3 separate regions of the Mus musculus genome follow, and regions 2 and 3 are each linked to region 1. The links are chromatin contacts, found by POLR2A ChIA-PET in ENCODE. All regions are on one chromosome and are shown on one strand. The core of a region is the stretch at or near the end of the contact, and the rest is flanking DNA. Distances in the headings are between cores, read along the strand shown. Region 1 holds the start of Prkag1 (protein kinase, AMP-activated, gamma 1 non-catalytic subunit). Region 2 holds the start of Tuba1a (tubulin, alpha 1A). Region 3 holds the start of Arf3 (ADP-ribosylation factor 3).

Region 1 (3,516 bases), core at 763-3,262:
GCTTTAGACTTTGATCAGGTTCTCTAGCCAAAGTAGCTCATTTGGAGAAAATACCTCCCAAGGCCTGGAAGGTGGTTCAGTGAGTAAAAGAGCTTACCCCATACGCCAGGTGACCTGTGTTTGATCCCCAAATCTACATTAGGGTAGAAAGAAAACAACTCCAGAAAATGGTCCTTTGCCTCTGCATTCCTTCCATGCACCTCCCCACTCCAACTCTCACTCACTCTTTGTCTCTGTCTATCTCTCTCTCTCTTACACTTCAAAATAAAAGAAAAACCAAACAAAACAAAACTTCCTTTCTGAAGTGGTTTCGTCTATTCACAGAAAGCTGTTAAGAATATTCTCAAGCACACCGCCTGCCTTGCTCATAAATCTCCCACTGGCCCCCTTACTATAAAAGCCCACAGCCCAAGCGAGTGATGGCTCATAGCCACACTGTGCAGACCATCTGAGCTACCTACTGAGACCCTGTCTCAGAGAGAGAGAGAGAGAGAGAGAGAGAGAGAGAGACTTCCAACTTGGTTTTAGCCACCTTTTCTTACACTATCATCAAAATCTAGTTTCAACACTACTGAGCCATGGGCTGAACTCTGCTCCTAGGCTCACTGTAATTTCTCCTTCCTTTAGTCAGGTGTCTGTATCCTAAGGACACCTTTAATCCCAGCACTTGAAGGCAGAGGCAGGCGGATTTCTGAGTTCTGAGGCCAGCCTGGTCTACAGAGTGAGTTCCAGGACAGCTGCCAGGGCTACCCAGAGAAACCCTGTCTCAGGGGAGGGGAAAAAAAAAAAGCCCTAAGGACAGTACTTACTACAGTCTACCTTAACTAACAGCCTTCCCGGTACCTCTCATCTCTGTCTCTCTGTACTCCAGTATATATAAAGCAAAGGGCTAAATTCGTAAATATAGAGAAAAGTTGCTTTAGAACTATATACTCACAGTTCACTTATAATGTAAATAATACATTTACAAGTTAGAAACGTGTTGTTTTAAATTTAATGTAATCAAACTACTTTTGCTGAGAATGCTTTCTCTGTAGAAAAACAAAATCCTTGGTTAGAGGACCACCTGCATACCATTTTACCACTTTATCCTTCCTTCTTTATAAACTAAGTTACACTATTCCTCTGCACACAAAGGGGCGGGGGGGGGGGGAGGGGGAGAGAATTTACTCCAGGCCAAGTAACTGACTCAAAGAAAACGCAATTCTAAGAAGAGCGAACCTGCAAGTATTACATGGATATATGGTGGGGGAAGACAAACCCCAAGCTGCCCTCAGAAGATACTCGGTTAAAAACTACGGAGCAGGAAGTCGATGGGAGGGCCTTCGGAGTGGCAGAGAAAGCTCCTGCGAATGAGGTCGGTCAAACAAGTAAGTAGCAGATAAACCTACCGCATCTGTAAAGAGCCGAGCCGACGGTGCTCGCCAAGAACGAGCTGTCAACACGCATGCACAGCGTCACTGATCAGGACACGACCTAAACTTGTCCAGGGGACACAGTGGCCTCCTGGATTCCTTCCTTCGCGGAAAATTCAATTCTCGGGCTTAGTAAAGGAATGGAACCTCGCAGGATGCCAACAATTGCTTAAGCAATCGCACAAACGGGGTCCTGGAGCTCCCTGCAAGCCGGGCTCGCTCACCTAATACGCGGGATCACAACCCCGCTCTCATGCAAACTTCGGAAAGGACTTGAGGCACTCATGGGCAGGGGGCTCCAAGCTCACAACCCGCTCCCTATCTCTCAGGGTACCGCGGACCCCTGGCGGGCGGGCGGGCGGGCGGGCACGGGTGTGGCCCAGACCTAGGAGAGGCGCCCACCCGAGCAGAGGAAGGGGAGTCCCGGACTCCAGCGCCAAGCCGGGCCGGCCTTCCCCGGCTCCTAGCGGGGGGTCTCCGGCTCCACAGCGCCCCCCGCCGCCCTCCTGCGCCACTCACCGACTCCATTGCTAGCGCCCGCCAGTTCCTCAGCTTGGAAAGCTCCCTGGCGCCAGACCCCGCCCCACATCCGGTGCCGCGCACCACTTCCGCCTACGTCAGACCCCAGCCGCAGGGCGGAAGGCGGGGAACCCACCCTTCCGGCGGTGGCTGAGCCTGGTTTATTGGGTAACCTTCCTCTCCCAGCTCTCCAGGACCTTAAGATCTGGCCAACGGCGAGGGTCATGGGACAGAGGCACTTGTATTTAAAATGTTCTTTTTTTATTTATCGTTTAAAAACAAACTTTGAAGAAGCAAAATCCAAAACTTGCCCTTTGCCTCTCGCAACATAAATTATGTACAGTTCAGAATGATCGCTGATACAAAACATGCCAAGGACAGGGGCGCTGGGGGTGGAGGAAGAGAGAGCGCTTTAAAAAAGGGAACCATTTCATCCGTTGTCACGAAGGACCAACCTTGCTGTACAGGATACACACAACACAAAAGAAAGTTCTTCACGGGTTCACACTTGTCAGCGATTTATTTTTTTTTAAAGGGGGAGGGTCCTGGAGGTGAAGGTAGAAGGTAAAAAGGGAGAAACTGAAAATTGAGTGCAAGTGTAAACCAACCCAAAATACAAACACAGGGGGCGGGGTTGGGGGTGGGATTCTGATGCAATTATACAGGCAGGGTACTTTAAAAAAAAAAAAAAAACCAACAACAACCAAAATTCCAACCTTGTAGCGTGGGTCTGAGTTATAGTTTATATAAAAATTAAAAACTGTATAAGGTTTCTTCACTAAATTCTACAGGACTATCGGATACCTAGCATATGCTTACAAAGTCTGCCCCTTCTCCTTTCCCAGTTCTAGGGCCCAAACCCCAACCAGAGCCTGACTCACAGGAGACCATCTCCCCCACCTAATGCCTAGACCGTTCAGCTCTGTGGCTTTGGGGACAGCAAGCCCAGGTTCCCACTGTCTAGTCTAATTACAATGGTTTCCGTGGGAGTGTGGGGGAGTTGTTATTCTCAAACATTTGCAGCTTGAAACAGTTGAGGAAGCAGCTTTAAAAAAAAAAAAAAGAAAAGAAAAGAAAAAAAAAAGGCCAGAAAAAAAAAAAAAAAAAAAAAAAAAACCCAAAAATCTCCCTACCCCCATCAATCCACAATCCCCCAAATTTAAAACAAAACAAAAACCTAAAATCACAACAGCAACCGCCCTACCCCTCCAGCAGGCCTGCCCATTTGCCACCATCCAGCCCATCTCTACAATCCAGATAATCTGATTCTTGAAAATAGTAATTACAAAATGCCCTCTGCCCACAGCCCCTAGGAGAGAACTGCATAGAAGCGTCATTTCATCCCCTCGCTCCACCAGAGAGGGGTCTGAGGCCTCACACACCCTCTACCCTACCGCTACCCGCAGGAAGAGGTTCGTCTGCAGCACAAGCTTGGGGGGGGAAAGGAAGGGAAAGGAAGATAAGGGCACCATCACCCTCTGGCTCCCCCTGGGGCCAGCTCACTTTGTGCGTTATAACATAGTCCAACTATACAACCCGGGTAAGAATCACCCAGCTTCTCTCTATACCCCCACCTTACAGC
Region 2 (3,516 bases), core at 592-3,091, 120 kb after region 1:
GCCTGGCCAACATGGATGGAGATGCACTCACGCTGTGGAAAGAGGGAAAAAAATTATAAAATTAAGCTGTTATAATATTAAGCTGTATTTCTATTTTAGATCTTAATAGATTTCTAAAGTGTTTCTAAAAATAGAAATATTGTTGAAATTTATTTGGAGTCACATCCCTAATAACAGGAACAATGAGGAGTACTCACTACAAACACCAAAAGTGGGTGTGGCCTAGATGTCACCTTAATACTGCTTAAGACATGGTGCAAACCCATTGTTTCCAAAGCCTTGCTTGAATAGAACAGCTTTCATATTTGAAAAATATTTAAAGCATAGATTCTGTAAAACAAAATAATTATCCATAATAATACTAATTGCTTCTTTACCCGATAAGTAAGGATGAAGTTTTCATCCTATAGGACCTGGTATTTCATCATGGACATCTGCAGTGCGGCTGGGGCCAACAGCCACACCCTTCTGTGGACCCCATCAGTACTCTGGCTAGGCTACATAATAAAGAGTCTCACACTATAGGACCTTCTATTTCAACACTGACATCTGCAGTGCGGCTGAGGCCAGGAGCCACACCCTTCTGCAGACAGACCCCATCAGTACTTTGGCTAGTCGACAAGCTAGACAAAGTCTGATTTCTGCATTGCCACGTTCTCTGTGCCTGGTGCTAGCCTGTGCTGTTACATTATTTAACAGAGAAAGCTCTATTTCCAGCAGCTGTCTATGCGATCTCTTTGTGCTGCTTTCATGGTCCCTCCTAACCCTGGCTGGGGCCATTAGCCTGAATTAATGAATTAGTGCACATTTATTAGAACAAAAGATGGTTGGGTGCAGAGTATAATTTTTTTCTTTGCAGAAAATCCATTGTTTTTTGAAGGTTTTCCACTGTATGGAATGGAAATATTCTTAAAGCAGGCTAAGTTAGAAACAATGAGCGCCAACATTTTTTAAAAAAACAAGTGAAAAGATAGCTAAATTTAAAAGTAGAAAATAATATTTTTATCCTATGAATCTCTACATACCACTAATATTTCATTCTATAGAGATACACGTCTGTTGTGGAGGGACTACTTTCATTGTCTGCGGGGGTGGGGGGCGGGGAAGGGCGTTTCCCTGGGTTCTGACCATCAGCGTACTCTAGGATTCACAAAGTGGGCTTTGTCATTCCCCAACCATCCAGCTCCCCTCCCCCCTCAGCGAGATGTCCCCGTTAAGCAAATCGTATTTTTGACAGCCCTGCAGACGAAACATCCCATGACTACAGTTCCACAACGATTTTTTTTAAAGTAAAAATAAAAATAATTAAAAAAAAAAAAACCGCTCGGAAGAGGCTTAGTGAGAACCAACCCCTCCCAAAACGCCACGGAAGCAAGAGACAAACAACCCCGCCCCTGCGCCTCCCTGACAGCGGCTGCCATGGATCCGACGCAAACTAAACATTTTCCTAGCGAAGTGGGGCGGTGTTTCTGGAGTTCGGGCTCGGCCGCCGCCCCTGCCCTCCTACAGCAGCGGACCCTCGATCCCCCACCCGTCCCCGGCGGTCCCCGTGGTCCCCTGCAGTCCCTGGCTCTGCCAGCGCTAGCTCATCGGCGCTGCCTTTGTTCTTCCCGGTCTGGGCGTTTCCGTGTCCCGCACTGCGGCGGCGGGACTCAAAGACTAAGATAAACTTAAAGCATGGAGACCACCCTTTCCCCGCAGAGGTGACCAAAGCCTTAGACGTTTCCTTGCAGATCTGGGGCGACTGACACCCACCCTCTATCTACCGAGAGCCGGGGAAGGCTTGCTCACCATGGTTGCTGCTTCGCGGCTGCCGGGTGGATGGCGGAGGCGAGGAGGAGGTGTTGCTTCTTACAGCGCGACTCTTAGGCGGTCGATGTAAGAGAACCTGCGGCACTTGGGCGGATGCGGCTCCTTATATACAGCTCTGTCACCATGGGGATGGGCCAGGGCCTTTTCCTGTTGGTCCAGACCCCTCTGTCTGCCCAGAGAAGCCGCGACAGGAGAGTGGTGATTGGTGCAAGCGACATGGTATGAGGTAATCTCTCCCCCACCCCTTCCCCCTAGCATCCGTAGACTTTGCATCCTTCAGACAAAGGCCGTGCAAAGGCAGCTAGCCGAGCATCCATTATGGGGTGGAGTTGGGGAGGGGTGGAAAGGGAAGAAAGAAAACTGGGGTTGGATGATTATACGTAGTTTAAACCTTAAACTGTATTTAAAAATCATCTAAGGTTTTTCCCAACACTTAATCACAGAATTTATGTTTAGAATCTTTTTGGAAAATTCCAGCTTTTCATTTTTAATATACTGAATTTAATTACGTTCTGTCAGAATTCAACATCTCTATTTGCTTTAAAAAGTAGCAGAAGATACGGGGGTGGTCAAAAAGGCGTGGCTGAATGTTTAGTTTCATAGTTATTGTATTATTGTTATTCTTTATTATTATTTGAGCAAAAGTCAGTACGAGTAGACCACGCCTGTGACCTCAACAGCACCTGGGAGTCAGAGGCAGGAAGACTTGCAGCTCAAGGTCATCTTAACTGGCCTTAGTGGTTTATTCCTGTGTATCCCAGCACTGGGAAGCCGGGGATTGCAGCTAATTTGTGCCCACCCTGGATATATAGTGTGATATCCTGTCTCAAAAACCAAAAGAAAAAGAAAGAAAGAAAGAAAGAAAGAAAGAAAGAAAGAAAGAAGAGAAGAGAGAAATAATATACAAAGTAGTACTTAATACTAGAGAGCTTTCTTTCTTTAGCTGTAATTCTCTCCCATCACCCCTCCGTGCCCGCCCCCCTACCCCACCCTACCTCACCCCAGAGCCTGTGTTATTTTGTCCCTAGAAATGAGCCATCCTTTCTAATATGGAATTCAGAAACTGTAAGGAGAAAGAATTGAGTTTAAAAACTAGCTCTTTGTGTGGGCTTGTATTTCTCCAGTCTTTTTTTTTTTTTTGGAGGGGGAGGGGTGATATCAAGTAAAAAATAACTGAGATGCCAAATTAAAAAGAGGAGCGTTTTATAATATAAAAGGAAACCATTTTGTGATGTTTTCATCCCCAGACAACTGTGCAGTGCCAGCCCTGCTGCAGTTTTATGTAGTTCCCTGAATTCTGTAAATAGCCCCTTCCGCAGCTGGGCTTCTGACTGTGGGAACTGTAGCTGCTCTCCCCAAGGCTGCTCAGCCAGAGACTGTGGTCCTTGCTCAATTGCCCCTTGGGACAAAAATGCCTTGCTTTCACTCCTAGGAAATAGATTACAGTGGCACTCTCTTGCTATGTAGAAAGGCTCCGTTGTCAGCAAGGAAGATCTCTATATAGTGAGTCTCCGAGCTGCGGACCACTGATAATTTGCAGGATGAAATTTTAGAGGAAAAGAGATATTTGTTTGGGCACCGAGCTAAAAATGTGGATTTTGACAGATGGCTTCCCTTTCAGTAGCAGAGTCTTGGTCGCCCGCAGCTCTGTTTGCGAGCCCTGTGGAGTCCATTCATTCCGGCTGGGCTCCCAAGGCGCAGGGC
Region 3 (3,516 bases), core at 374-2,873, 68 kb before region 1:
AAGGGCACTGCATCTCAAACAAACAAAGGAGTAAGGGAGGGGGAAAGGAAGGAGAGAAAGAAGGAAAACTGTGCAGGAGTGACTGTGTGACACCTGGGAGCCCTTTCCAGCTGCCTCCAAGGTCAGTGACTCCTTGTGTGAAAAGCTGAATGTAAGTGGATGGGCCTTTCTTAAAACGGCCTTTAACAATGTACTCAAGCGCAGGTCCAACATGCCAAAGGCCAACCCAATGGCCACTGCAGCACACAGTGGGGATACTATCCCCAAACAGGTCTAAGACAAAATGGCAGCAAAGACAGTTCCCTATCCCCCTGCCTGGGGTCACAGATGGAGGTATGCAGAGACTAGATTCTATCCTGTTGCAATGACTCAAGCAATCAGACTCCTGCAGCAGATCTCCTCCCAATAAAACTTTCATGCCATGGACCCAAGGGTGACCCAATGCAACAGTGGCAGAGACGGGTTTTACATTACCCGTCTCCCTAATGACCTCACTATTTTCTTCTTAGTCCTGACCACATACATAACCCTCCACTACATTCTTCCTGGCCCAGAGACCCTCTCCCCCCCCCCCAAAAAAAAAAACAAGTCTCTCCAAAGAGTTACGACTTAACTAAAGGACCCTGAGGTTTTAACAGGGAACTTCACCTCCCCACCTCCCCCTCCTTCCTTCAAAAAGGACTGGCATGCTAAGCAAAGGCTTCATTTTCTGTTCCGGGAATCCTGGTACTTCCTAGAGAAAGAAAGCGGATTGGAAGACACAAACTCAGGGCCAGTGACAAGCTGCTCCCTCCTTCGGTGACACCGCCCCCGCTCCGCCTGGGGGAGGAAGGCCCCACCTCTCTCCTCCGAGCTAGCTCAGGTCCCCCTCCCCCGTCTCCAGCCTCCTCTCCACCCTCTCCCCACCTGCTGCCCTCTTCCCAACACCCCAGAGCAGAGCGCCACCTCCGTGAGGACCGTGCGCAGCCAGCCGAGCCCCACCAGTAGGCCCTGATACTAAGCCCCGGCCCCCCACGCCTCGCGCTGGGTGAGGGAGGAGAATAACCACGGCACGGCACGGCTTTTCTTTGGTTCCCCCACAGCTCGGGCGGGGGAGGGAGAGAGAAAAGGCAGCGTTCCTCGCAGCCCTTTAAACCCAAGGAAAAGAGAGCCAAACAGCCACACCGCCCCCGCGTCCCCCTCCCACAGGTCAGCCTGCCTCCCCCTCGTCCCCAACCCTCCCAAGCTCACCTCTGCAGCCCAGGTCGCACCCTCGGGGGAGGCGGAGGACAAATCCGTGTGCGCCCCCCGCCCCCACCCCAGCTCGGCGTCCTTCGGCTGCGGGGACAGGAGTGGGGCTGGGGTCCCCAAGCTCAGCGAGGATCACCCCCCACACCAGCACCTCGCCCAGACGGTGCGAGCCGGACCGCGGCCGGGGGCCTCGGGCTCCCACCCGGACCCAGCCTCTTCCCTGCCCGGACCCGCCTTCCCTCCCCAGCTCCGAACCTGTTCCTGCTCCCTGCGCCGCGGCTGCCACCGCCGCCTCCGCCCCCGCAGGTTCCGCCCGGCTCTCCGGCCGCTGCCTCCCGCTCCGCAAGCCGACCCGACCGCGGTGAAGATGGTCCGCTGGCCCGCTCCCCGGCTCCCTCCTGCCCGCCCTCCACCTAGCACCGGAAGCCGCGACGGCGACAGGAGCTGTGCGGCGAACACCCACCCCCAGCCCGGGCTACTTCCCACCTCCACGATCGCGCGAGAAGTGCGCGGTAGCGAGCGGCAGTTCTCGCGAGACCCATCACCATGGCAGCGGCTGCAGCAAAAGCAGCCGGTGCTGAAGCTGAGCCTAGGCGGGGGCCTGTGTGGGGGCTGGAGGATCGGAAGGCACGGCGTGTAGAGGGGGCTGTGGGCACTGAGGTGAGGCTCCCGAGCAGAGCGAGCTCCGGGACCTTGCCACATCCTGGCTGCGCTGGCCACAGGGCTCGGACCAGGGAGTCTCCGGGGTTTCTTAAGCAGAGCCCATGTGGAGCATGGAGGATGAAAACGGTTGCTGTATCCTGCTCTAGTCCAGTCTTATTCCAAATAAACAGCGCATCACTCGCACCCCACCTGCTAATCCGCTCTGCTCCCTAGTTCCTAAGGATGCTTTCTCTGAGATCCTTTCCCATAAAGGAAGAGGAGAAAGAACGATGCATTCCAGATACTAGAGGAAACATCTGGATGGGGTCGTCTAGGAGGTTGAGGCTGAAAGGCAGAGGGCAGAAACTCAGAGGCGGCTCTCATGAAGTCTCTCTAGATGAGTCTGGATTTTAGTATCCCCAGGAAAGCGCACCCAGGACCCCGCCTTCCTTCCCTGACACTCATCTTTTGACATGATGGAGACACTGCCTGAGACTCTAGCCACAAGCTATGTTAGAATCTGAGCTAGAAGGGTCCTCGCCAGAAACGGGTGCTCTTACCCACTGAGCCATCTCACCAGCCCCCACTGCGTTCTTTAAATGCATCAAGTATAAGAGCTTGGTGCAGCGTTATAACTCTTCTCTCCCTCCAAAACATAGGCTGGGAACAGAATCTATCTCTTGTCACATCTGTCTCTGGTTTATACCTTTATACCAGTTTGTCTTCTCTTGTTTACCTCAAAAATTACAGGACTGGCTGGGGGCGGTGGTGGCACAAGCTTTTAATCCCAGCACTGGAGACTAGGGTGCAGAGGCAGGTGGATGTCTGTGAGTTAAAGGTCAGTCTGATTTACAGAGCAGGCTCCAGAACAGCCAGAGATGGTTAACGAAGAGATGGACAGCAAGGAACTTGCTTATAACGAAGAGAATTATATTTGTCCCCACTCAGGACTCAATGCTGTTGAGAGCCTTTGTTAAGCTCTGGTTTTTGCTCGTTTTTCCCTCCATTTATTAACTCTGTGTGTGTGTGCTTGTATGAGAGATTGCGGGTGCACTTGTGCTCTAGCAAGATGTGGAGGTTAGAGAGGACACCTTTTGGGAGTCGCTGTTCTTGACTTTTTTCCCTCGTTGGGCCAGGATCTCTGGTTTCTGCTGCTGCAGTGCACACTCTAGGCTAGCTCTGTGTGATTCTCCTGGCATCATCCCCCATCTTACTTTAGGAATGCTTTCATTACACCACAGGCATTCAGCTTTAAAATATATATATTTGTTATTGTTGTGTTTGAGACAGGGGCTCACTATGTAGCCCCACCTGGCCTGGAATTCACTTTATAGACCAAGTTGGCATTGAACTCAAATACGATCTGCCTGCCTCTGCCTCCTGAGTGCTTAGATTAAAGGTATTTGTCACACATCCAGCCAAATGGATTTATTTTTAACTGTACCTACGCACATACGTCTCTGTGTGTGAGTAGGTGCCTGTAAGTGTGGATATCTACTACAGGGAGAAAAAAATGTAACATTCTCTGGAGACAAAGTTACAAGCAGTTGTTCCACGTGGTGCTGGGAGCCAGGTCCTCTAGGCAAGAGAGGTCAGTAAGAGCCTGATCGCCCTCCACCTATTACAACAGGCTCTGGGGAACAA

The links. ChIA-PET counts read pairs that join two places held with the same protein, here RNA polymerase II (POLR2A).
Region 2: POLR2A ChIA-PET joins it to region 1 with 14 read pairs in Patski. The contact joins the promoter of Tuba1a here to the promoter of Prkag1 in region 1. POLR2A ChIA-PET finds 5 or more read pairs at or near these places in 4 of 5 experiments (Patski and embryonic stem cell).
Region 3: POLR2A ChIA-PET joins it to region 1 with 21 read pairs in Patski. The contact joins the promoter of Arf3 here to the promoter of Prkag1 in region 1. POLR2A ChIA-PET finds 5 or more read pairs at or near these places in 3 of 5 experiments (Patski and embryonic stem cell).

Annotation. Positions count from the first base shown.
Region 1 is chr15:98,829,496-98,833,011 of GRCm38, forward strand. It overlaps Prkag1 (protein kinase, AMP-activated, gamma 1 non-catalytic subunit), which reads right to left and starts at 2,013. Exons shown (of 12, transcript NM_016781.2): 1 at 1,935-2,013. The coding sequence starts at 1,943. It overlaps Kmt2d (lysine (K)-specific methyltransferase 2D), which reads right to left. Exons shown (of 55, transcript NM_001033276.3): 55 at 2,174-3,516.
Region 2 is chr15:98,951,660-98,955,175 of GRCm38, forward strand. It overlaps Tuba1a (tubulin, alpha 1A), which reads right to left and starts at 1,842. Exons shown (of 4, transcript NM_011653.2): 1 at 1,792-1,842; 2 at 1-32. The coding sequence starts at 1,794.
Region 3 is chr15:98,761,495-98,765,010 of GRCm38, forward strand. It overlaps Arf3 (ADP-ribosylation factor 3), which reads right to left and starts at 1,624. Exons shown (of 5, transcript NM_007478.3): 1 at 1,486-1,624. LOC115488470 reads right to left here and starts at 552. Exons shown (of 1, transcript XM_030248862.1): 1 at 1-552. The coding sequence starts at 418.